2 separate regions of the Mus musculus genome follow, and region 1 is linked to region 2. The links are chromatin loops, found by intact Hi-C in ENCODE. Cell type or tissue: gastrocnemius. All regions are shown on one strand. Links, peaks and the distances in the headings refer to the core of each region. The heading gives the core; the rest is flanking DNA.

Region 1 (3,880 bases), core at 760-3,259, 53 kb before region 2:
CAGGCAGGGGGCTGCCCTGCTATATAGTCTGTGATTGAGAATATCCAGATGTGGAGGGGTAGAGGAGAGATCAGGGTGTAAAATAGAGGGGGGCTTAACTGGATCGAAGGTCCTGATCCAGTCCCTTCTTTCTTAGGTGGCCAACCTCAATCCAGGTCAAGGAGACTGTGGGTCTAGGGATTAGGGCCTGGGATAGGACAAAGTCCCCAGGCTTTTCTATTAAGGCAGTAAGGGCAAGGAAGTGAGGACCAGTAACACTCCAGCTCCAATGAGAGTATCTAGTGAGAGTATCTACTAGCAAGGACACATTGTTACAGGCCACTGGGCTGTTCAGAGAGCTTCAGAGAGGAAGTGGCTCAGTCAGTAGTGTTCTACTAACATGCACAAAGCCTTAGGTTCCCAGAGTCACATAAAACAATGTGTGGTGGTAACTGTAATTCCAGGACCAGAGAGGTAGAGGCAGGAGGATCAGAAATTCAAAGTCATGTTCAGCTATATTGGAAATTTGAAGCCAGTCAGAGATAGATAGATGATAGATTGACATATAGATATATAGATAGAGGATAACTTGATATATAGATGATAGGTAGATGATAGATAGATAGATAGATAGATAGATAGATAGATAGATAGATAGATAGATAGATAGATGATAGTCTTGGTCTTCTGTGATGTTCTGGGCTGGAGGCTTAGAAAGATGAACAATTTACACAGAACTCCCACCCTCCAATACAAGGCCCAAGGTACCTGGTAGCTTAAAACAAGGCTGGGCAGAGCCACCTAAAGTGGTCCACATCTCATATCCCTGGAGGCAAGTGAGGACAAAGGGGGCAGACAACTGGAGATTCAGCTTCATAGACTTTAGAGGCAGGGAGAGTAGGCCACTCCCTCAGAACTCTCCACATCCCTGCAGGTCACTCACTCTCTCCCGGCAAGGGAAGTCGCAGAGAACCTGGAAGTTCATGCTACCAGCTGGTGTGGCACCGAGACCTGCTCTGTACCCTGCCCAGTGTGCTGGTAGCTGAGGGACTGTGGACCTCTGGCTTGCCAAGTATATATCGAGGGCATGGCCTGAATTCTGTTGCCATGGCCTGGGCACTCTTTGTTATCCCTTTTCTTTCCCCTAGCCCAGAGGCCAGTCGCTCAAGTGACTTGGGAGACTGAGAACCCTTGGATGTCACCAGGAACCAGGATATCACCCAGACATCCCGAGAGGGCCCTAGTCTGACATGGATTGGCTTGGAGCAAGGGTAGCTTATTGGGTCCTCCAGCACCCCCAACCTTGCTCTGCATGCTCAGTCCCCCAAGCAGTGACTCTCAGGCTTCATTTGTCTGGAGGTGCCACAAAGATCATTGAGGAAGGACTGTCACTTACACAGAAGGGCAGGGTAGGAGGCTGCTCCCAGCAGTGAGACCATCAAGAATTACTTCTAGAACAGCTGCATTCGTATCTAGGGGACCTTAATGTCCCCTAAGTTCTTAGTACCTCAGGATACCGCCCTGTGTCGTCACCTGAACTGTGTTCCTTCTTCCTCTCACCAAGGAACACATCCTGATGAGAAACCAGAACCTGGTGGGGTTCAAGCTCCCTGAACTGAGTGAGGCCGCGGAGCAGGACAAAGGTAGGCGGAGGGGGAGGGGCTTGGGGGGGGACCTGTGTGCCCTCCCAGGGCTGGTTAGGCCGGTGGCGTTCTATGTGTGAACACTCGATTTCCCATCAGTCTTTGTGCATGTGTGAAGGAAACAGATTGTATAGTCCACTGAGGCAGAGCACGCTCAAGTCTGTCTCCTTCCTGCCACCCCGCCCTATCCCTGTTAGTGGCATTGGGTCTGGAAGGCGCCCCAGGCCTGAACTTTTGACATTGCTTTTCCCTTACACCCAGGAAGCTACCCAAATAGAGCAGTTCCTCTTTTCAAGACACCAGAGCTCTCTCTTTTCAATCTGCTGTCATCACAAAGTCCATAATCCAGCCCTGCCCTGCTGGGTGTCTGCATATCCCTTCCTCCAAGCCTTCTGCTCTCCCCCAGGCCACACACTCTGCCACACTTCTCTGAAAATACAGACAGAGGCTGGATCCTCCCTGTTCCTGCCTTCGTGCGTCCTTCCTCTGAGTTCGCTGATGTCCCGGGGTGAGCCACAGCTGTCCATCCTGGCTCTGCTACTGAGTGAACAAGCTCTGTGGCCTCACCGGGCCTGATCCCCACATCCCACATTGTTACACGGGGCTATCATAGTTGCCTCGAACATTATCAAGACGAGTACACAAATGAAACTCTATTTACAGTATGCCTAGAGCAGCACCCGGTGCATAGTGAGTGCTGTCTAGGTGCCAGCCGTTAAGATCCCCAGAGATGCTACTGGGCCCCAAGAGCCCGTATCTCTCTCTGGGGATATGTCCATGTGTGCACATGTGTGTCTGTACATACTGTAAGCTATATGCTTACATTCACAGTGCTGCCTGGCACTGATAAGCCCTGAGTAAATACTTAACTGAACAAATGGTGCACAGGGGAGATACCGAGATAGCTGCTTAAAAGCAACCAATAGCCAGAATGCTTCGTGATGGCCAGAGAAGAAAGAACATGCTTTTAGGGATGCTTCTAGAAGGGCAGGCTCTCTGTTCTTCCCTCTTCCTCAGGCCTGTGGGCACTCACTCCCTTGTCTCTACGTGTTCTGTTGAATCATTGCACCTGTCTCTTAAAGGAGCCGGTCTGTCCATCTGCTCCAAAATCACCCTCATTCCTTATTTTGTATTTATGAATATATATATGCATATATGTCTTGTCTTTTGTTGGTACTTATTAATTTAAGTGGTGATATGTACAATGTTATATGTAACTATATATATGGCACTAATGTTACCATTTTAATCATTTTCAGCATGTGGGGCAGTGGCCTTAGGTCCAGTCTTGCTGTATTGTGCAGCCATCGCCACCGTCCATCCACAGACCCTTTTCATCTCCCTCAATTGCAGCCACACCCATGAGGCACAGCTGTCTGTGCCCCTCCCCCAGCCCCTTGCACTCCCATTTCACTTCCTGTTTCTGTGGATTATGTCTTCTCTAGGTCCCTCATTTAAACAAAGCCATACAACATTTTACCGTCTCCTTCTAATGTCATCTCAATAAATCCTCTCTAGTGTTTTGCAGACTCTAAGTCATTGGCAACTCAGATTTAGTCTCCCCCCAGGAAACTAAGAGGCAGGGACTTCTGCTCTCACCTTATTGTTAAGGAAACTGAGGCCCAAAGGACTGCTGATTCCATCACATGGCTTTGCCATCCCAGGAGCAGTTATGAAACATGTTTTAGCATTATTTAATTTTAGATAAACTAATCCAGAGGAGGTTGGCTTGTGGGGGGCAGGGCAGTGAGAGCAAAGCCAGTGTCCTGAAACTTCTGAAACTTCCACCTTTCTCCTGTGGGCACGGGTGTGCGTCAGGCTTCACAGAGCACCTCTGGAAGGGCACACTCCCCTCCCACACTGTCTATGGCTGGTGTTGTCATCTTATGAATCACTGTTCTGGGCTGACATACAATAACCACCACCTTCTCAGTTAACAAGGTTTCAGAGGTCCTGTCTGTCTGTTTGTTTGTTTTTCGAGGCAGGGTTTCTCTTTATAGCCCTGGCTGTCCTGGAACTCACTTTGTAGACCAGGCTGGCCTCGAACTCAGAAATCTGCCTGCCTCTGCCTCCCGAGTGCTGGGATTAAAGGCGTGCGCCGCCACGCCCGGCTCAGAGGTCCTTTTTTAAAGGACTGAATTATTTTTAAAAAATTAACCATCTCTAGCTGGGTATGGTGGCACATGCCTATAATACCAGCACTCTGGGGGCAGAGGCAGGAGGCTCTCTGTGAGTTCGAGGCCAGGCTTTAACTACAT
Region 2 (3,880 bases), core at 723-3,222:
ACCATTTCTTGTCTAGGTACCTAGCATGGCAAACCTGTGGGAGAGAGTCATTTGATGTTGGTTAAAAGAACAAGTAAACATTCAAGGTGGAGAGCAGCCCAGAACATGTGACATTTTGAGGTGGCCCAGTAGTGTCACCTTCATGACAATTTCTATTCCCATGAGAAAGCTGTGACTTTCTGACTGATTCATGGTCTCATCTTATTTTTATCTTTCTCGGAGAGAGCAAGAATGAAATAAGACTATAGCAACACCATTTTCAAGTCCAAGAACCTGACTCCATGCAATCAGTCCCTTCAGAGAGACATGCACCCCCCACCACCACCCCAACTAGGCCTCACTTTAAAATACTGTTTTTGAAGAAACGTCTTTACAGTGGCTAGAAAGAGAAAGAGAAGCCCAAGGATGTGCCATTAAAGGTAATGAGGTTCAGAGCCAGGCAGGGGGATTTCATGGACAGGGGTAGGGCTTACCTGGAGGCTTCCAGGGCCTTAGATACAGCTCAAGGAGATTTAACTACATAAGCACGTCCGAGACAAAGCCAGGATTTACAGGGAATGAAGAGAGAGCAGCTGTTGGGCAGGACTTTGCGGGGGTGGGGGGGTGTCCAGTCTCAGCCCATCCCCACAGCAAAAGAAGATCCAGCCTGAGTGAGCCCATTGTCCATTTGGCCACAAATTTCCCACCCCCTTTCTGGGTGAGAGAGTTGAGGAGAACATGAGTAAACTGTTTCAGCATCACCACTGGCCTCCAACGCCTGCAGGCGTCCTCAGGTACAGACCAGCAGCCACGCTGCTCCAGCAGTAAAGACAGTTGAGGACAAGGACCTCTCCAGAGAGCATAGCCATATTTGGGATGGCATGGCTGAAAGCACACTGTTGGACTACCGGTTCAGGAAGGCGAGTCACAGCTGCTCCCACACATGGCCAGTGACATGGAAGCCAGCCTTGTGTTTCCAGACGTAACTGTGAAATGGAATAAAAGTTTCCCACTCAAGATGCCCCTGAAAGCTGGCATTTCTGCTTGAGCCTGAGGGTCTGGTTGCCAAGGATGTGTTTGCATCACCAGTGATGTCACTTCCTAAAAGGACCTTCATGTTCTAGCTGTGAAGTTATGTGGGCTGTTTCTTTGTGCAGCCTGGAAGAGGGTATGGCAAGGGAGACACTGGACGTACCTGTCACCGACTGTCAGTCCCTAACACTGTTAAACCTCACACAGGTAGGTGTGGCAGTGTTGAACTTTAAGAGTGTCACATAGCTGAGTTTGAAAATAAATGCACATTTCCAAACCGTTGGCAGAAGTCAAAAGCCTCTTTGTTATGTGGAGCCAAACCCTAATCTTTCTCCAATGCTGAATTAGATCCACAAAGAACTATAGGCTTGAATTTCTCCCAGAAAACACAATCAGGATCAAATCTAGAATATGGAGCATTTCTAAAATGTGTCTCCACATTTAAAATGAGATGTCTGTTACTTTTCCTGTTGCTAAAATAGGAACAGCCGACCTATTAAATAGGACAACCCTGGCAAAGCCGACCTGATGGGGAGGGTTTATTTTGACTCACAGTTCAATGGTTCAGCTTGCGGTGGAGAATCCTGGCAGCTGGAGCTGGAGGCAGCTGGTCACACTGCAACTGTAGTCAGGAAGCAGAGGGAGAGATGAACGTCCTAGCCCACTTTCTGCTTTTCCTACAGTCCAGGATCCCATCCCAAGCAATGGCACAATCCACAGTGGGCAGGTCTTCTCACCTCAATGAACCTAATCTAGATAATCCGCTGAAGGCATGCCAGAGGCTCATCTCTTAGAGTCCAGGGCCTAGGTGATGCTAGATTGGATCCATTTGACAATGGCCATTCTCCAGCTCCTAGAGCTTCTGGCTGTGAGATACAACTCTTGCTAATGTGTTACATTTTATGGGACTGTTAGCCCTAAGATAGAGCATCCAGTTCTTTTCTTGTGAGAGCCAGTGCTTTCCTTATGCCCTCTCAGCCCTGGGGACTGAACTCAGTTTTAAGACTCAGTAAGAAGCGCTTTTACCTACGGAATCACCTCAACAGTCCCCCAGACCTTGTTTATTTGTTTTATTTGGAGATATGTTGTTCTCGCTTTGTGCCAGACTGACCCTGAGCTCGTGCTCCTCCTGCCTCTCCCCTGTGAGTGATGGGATTACAGGCGTGCATGACCACATTCAGTTTAAGAAGAGATTCATTTGGTTCACAGTGCTGAAGATTCAAGGTCATGGTACCATTGTCAGTTTAGTTCTGACAAGGAATTCCTGGTGAAGGGCAAATGGTAGTGACGGGAGTGGGTGTTGGAGCTGGCAGTCACGTGTCAAAGCTAAAAGCAGAGAGGAAGGGGTTGACCAGGTTAGGCTTGCTCCGTATATAACAACCCTTTCACAAGAACTCCCAAAAGAACTGCACAAGAAAAACTCCCCACTTAGACCTCTCTTCCTAACATGATACCGCTCTGGAGACCCAGCATTTAACCATATTGGACTCTTGAATAACACGCAAACTGCATCCCATCCACAGCAATGATTTTCATTATGCCATTTCTCTGACATTACTGGACCACTTAAGCGTGGCGATTGCTGTGACTTCCATTCTTCCCCTTGATGAGTGGGAAATTTCATTGAGACCATCCAGATCCTGCTTCACCAATACCTATAGGGAGTGGTATACAACCTCTTAAATCCATAGGTCACCAGACTACAAATTGCCACAGCTATACTTAGTGGTCTGAATGAGAATGGCCTCCATAGGCTTATCTGTTTGAATACTTGGTCACCAGTTGGGTGGAACTGTTTAGGAAGGATTAGAAGGTATGGTCTCATTGAAGAAGGTATATCAATAGGGGCAAGCTTTGAGGTTTCAAAAGACCCATGGCATTCCAGTTAGCTGTCTCTGCCTCATGCCTATGGGTCAGGATGCAGACTCTCAGCTATGACTCCAGCACCATGCTCCCTGCCACAATGGTCATGGACTCACCATCTGAAACTGTAAGCTCCCATTAGATGTTTTCTTTTCTAAGTTGCTTTGATTGTGGCTTATCATAGAAATTGAAAAATAAAATAGAGGATAACTCAGAGATCATGGACTCTGTGCAGCCTAGGACCTTGAGTGGCCTCCCTTGTGTTCTGCAAGAGGGAGAAATAGTGAGCTTAATATTGGCTGACTAAGTAGGGACACTCAAGCACAGGCCATCCTATGTTCACAAACTCATTTTCCTTTTTCCCTCTCAGAGTACATAACTGGATTAAAACTCCTTGATCAGGTTAGATGGGAACATGTGACTAAGTTCTGATTGCTCAACTGTAAACAGGAGTGACACACCCCAGGCTTGGCCTTGAAAGCGTTCTTCAGCACCATTGTCAGCGTTCTGGTTGCTGGTCCAGGAAGAGAGCTCTAGAGATACTAGAAGACAGGCAGAAGCACCCTCTCTCTCTCTGAGTAAATGGTGCTGTGGAGTCCTCAGTATTCCCACCCACTATTCCCACCATCATCTCCTGTCAGCCATCGGAACACCTCATAGACTTTTCAAACAAGCCATTGAGTTGTGGGGTTGTTAGTTACAGCAGTCAGAATACAGTAAGTAATACATTTGTCCACCTGTGTATTTCTTAGAAATAAGCCTTATCCAGGTCCATAGAACTACTGTTATTTTTAAGTTCCTGTAACTCCATTGTTTGCCAGGCAATGAAAATTGAGGCCCGGAGAATTTAAGTGCTCTTAAAATACGCTCCAGGACACGTGGATTATTAGTGTTGGAATTTGAACTCAAATATGGGCATCATCCTCCGCCCAGTTTATGGCCTCTGCTTCAGGCCCTCCCTTGAGTTCCTGCCCTGATTTCCCTCAGTGATGGATTAAGACCTGAA

What was found. A loop is a pair of places that touch in the nucleus more often than their neighbours do. Peaks named below come from ENCODE experiments on the same cell type or tissue, not always from the same donor. Only the 100,000 strongest peaks of a DNase experiment are listed, where the experiment ranks them.
Region 1: a loop joins it to region 2, with 2.1 times the contacts of the local background. A loop is called at or near these places in 2 of 42 quality-filtered maps.

What each region holds. Positions count from the first base shown.
Region 1 is chr7:110,919,056-110,922,935 of GRCm38, reverse strand. It overlaps Mrvi1 (MRV integration site 1), which reads left to right. Exons shown (of 21, transcript NM_194464.3): 10 at 1,544-1,622. Among named protein-coding and RNA genes, the nearest start is that of Gm16336, 16 kb to the right of the region's middle. In gastrocnemius, for the core only: no CTCF peak of the experiment used is centred there; a DNase peak (open chromatin) is centred at 2,138; H3K27ac peaks cover 1,959 bases.
Region 2 is chr7:110,865,683-110,869,562 of GRCm38, reverse strand. Mrvi1 (MRV integration site 1) reads left to right here. Exons shown (of 21, transcript NM_194464.3): 21 at 1-1,306. Among named protein-coding and RNA genes, the nearest start is that of Lyve1, 4.7 kb to the right of the region's middle. In gastrocnemius, for the core only: no CTCF peak of the experiment used is centred there; no DNase peak of the experiment used is centred there.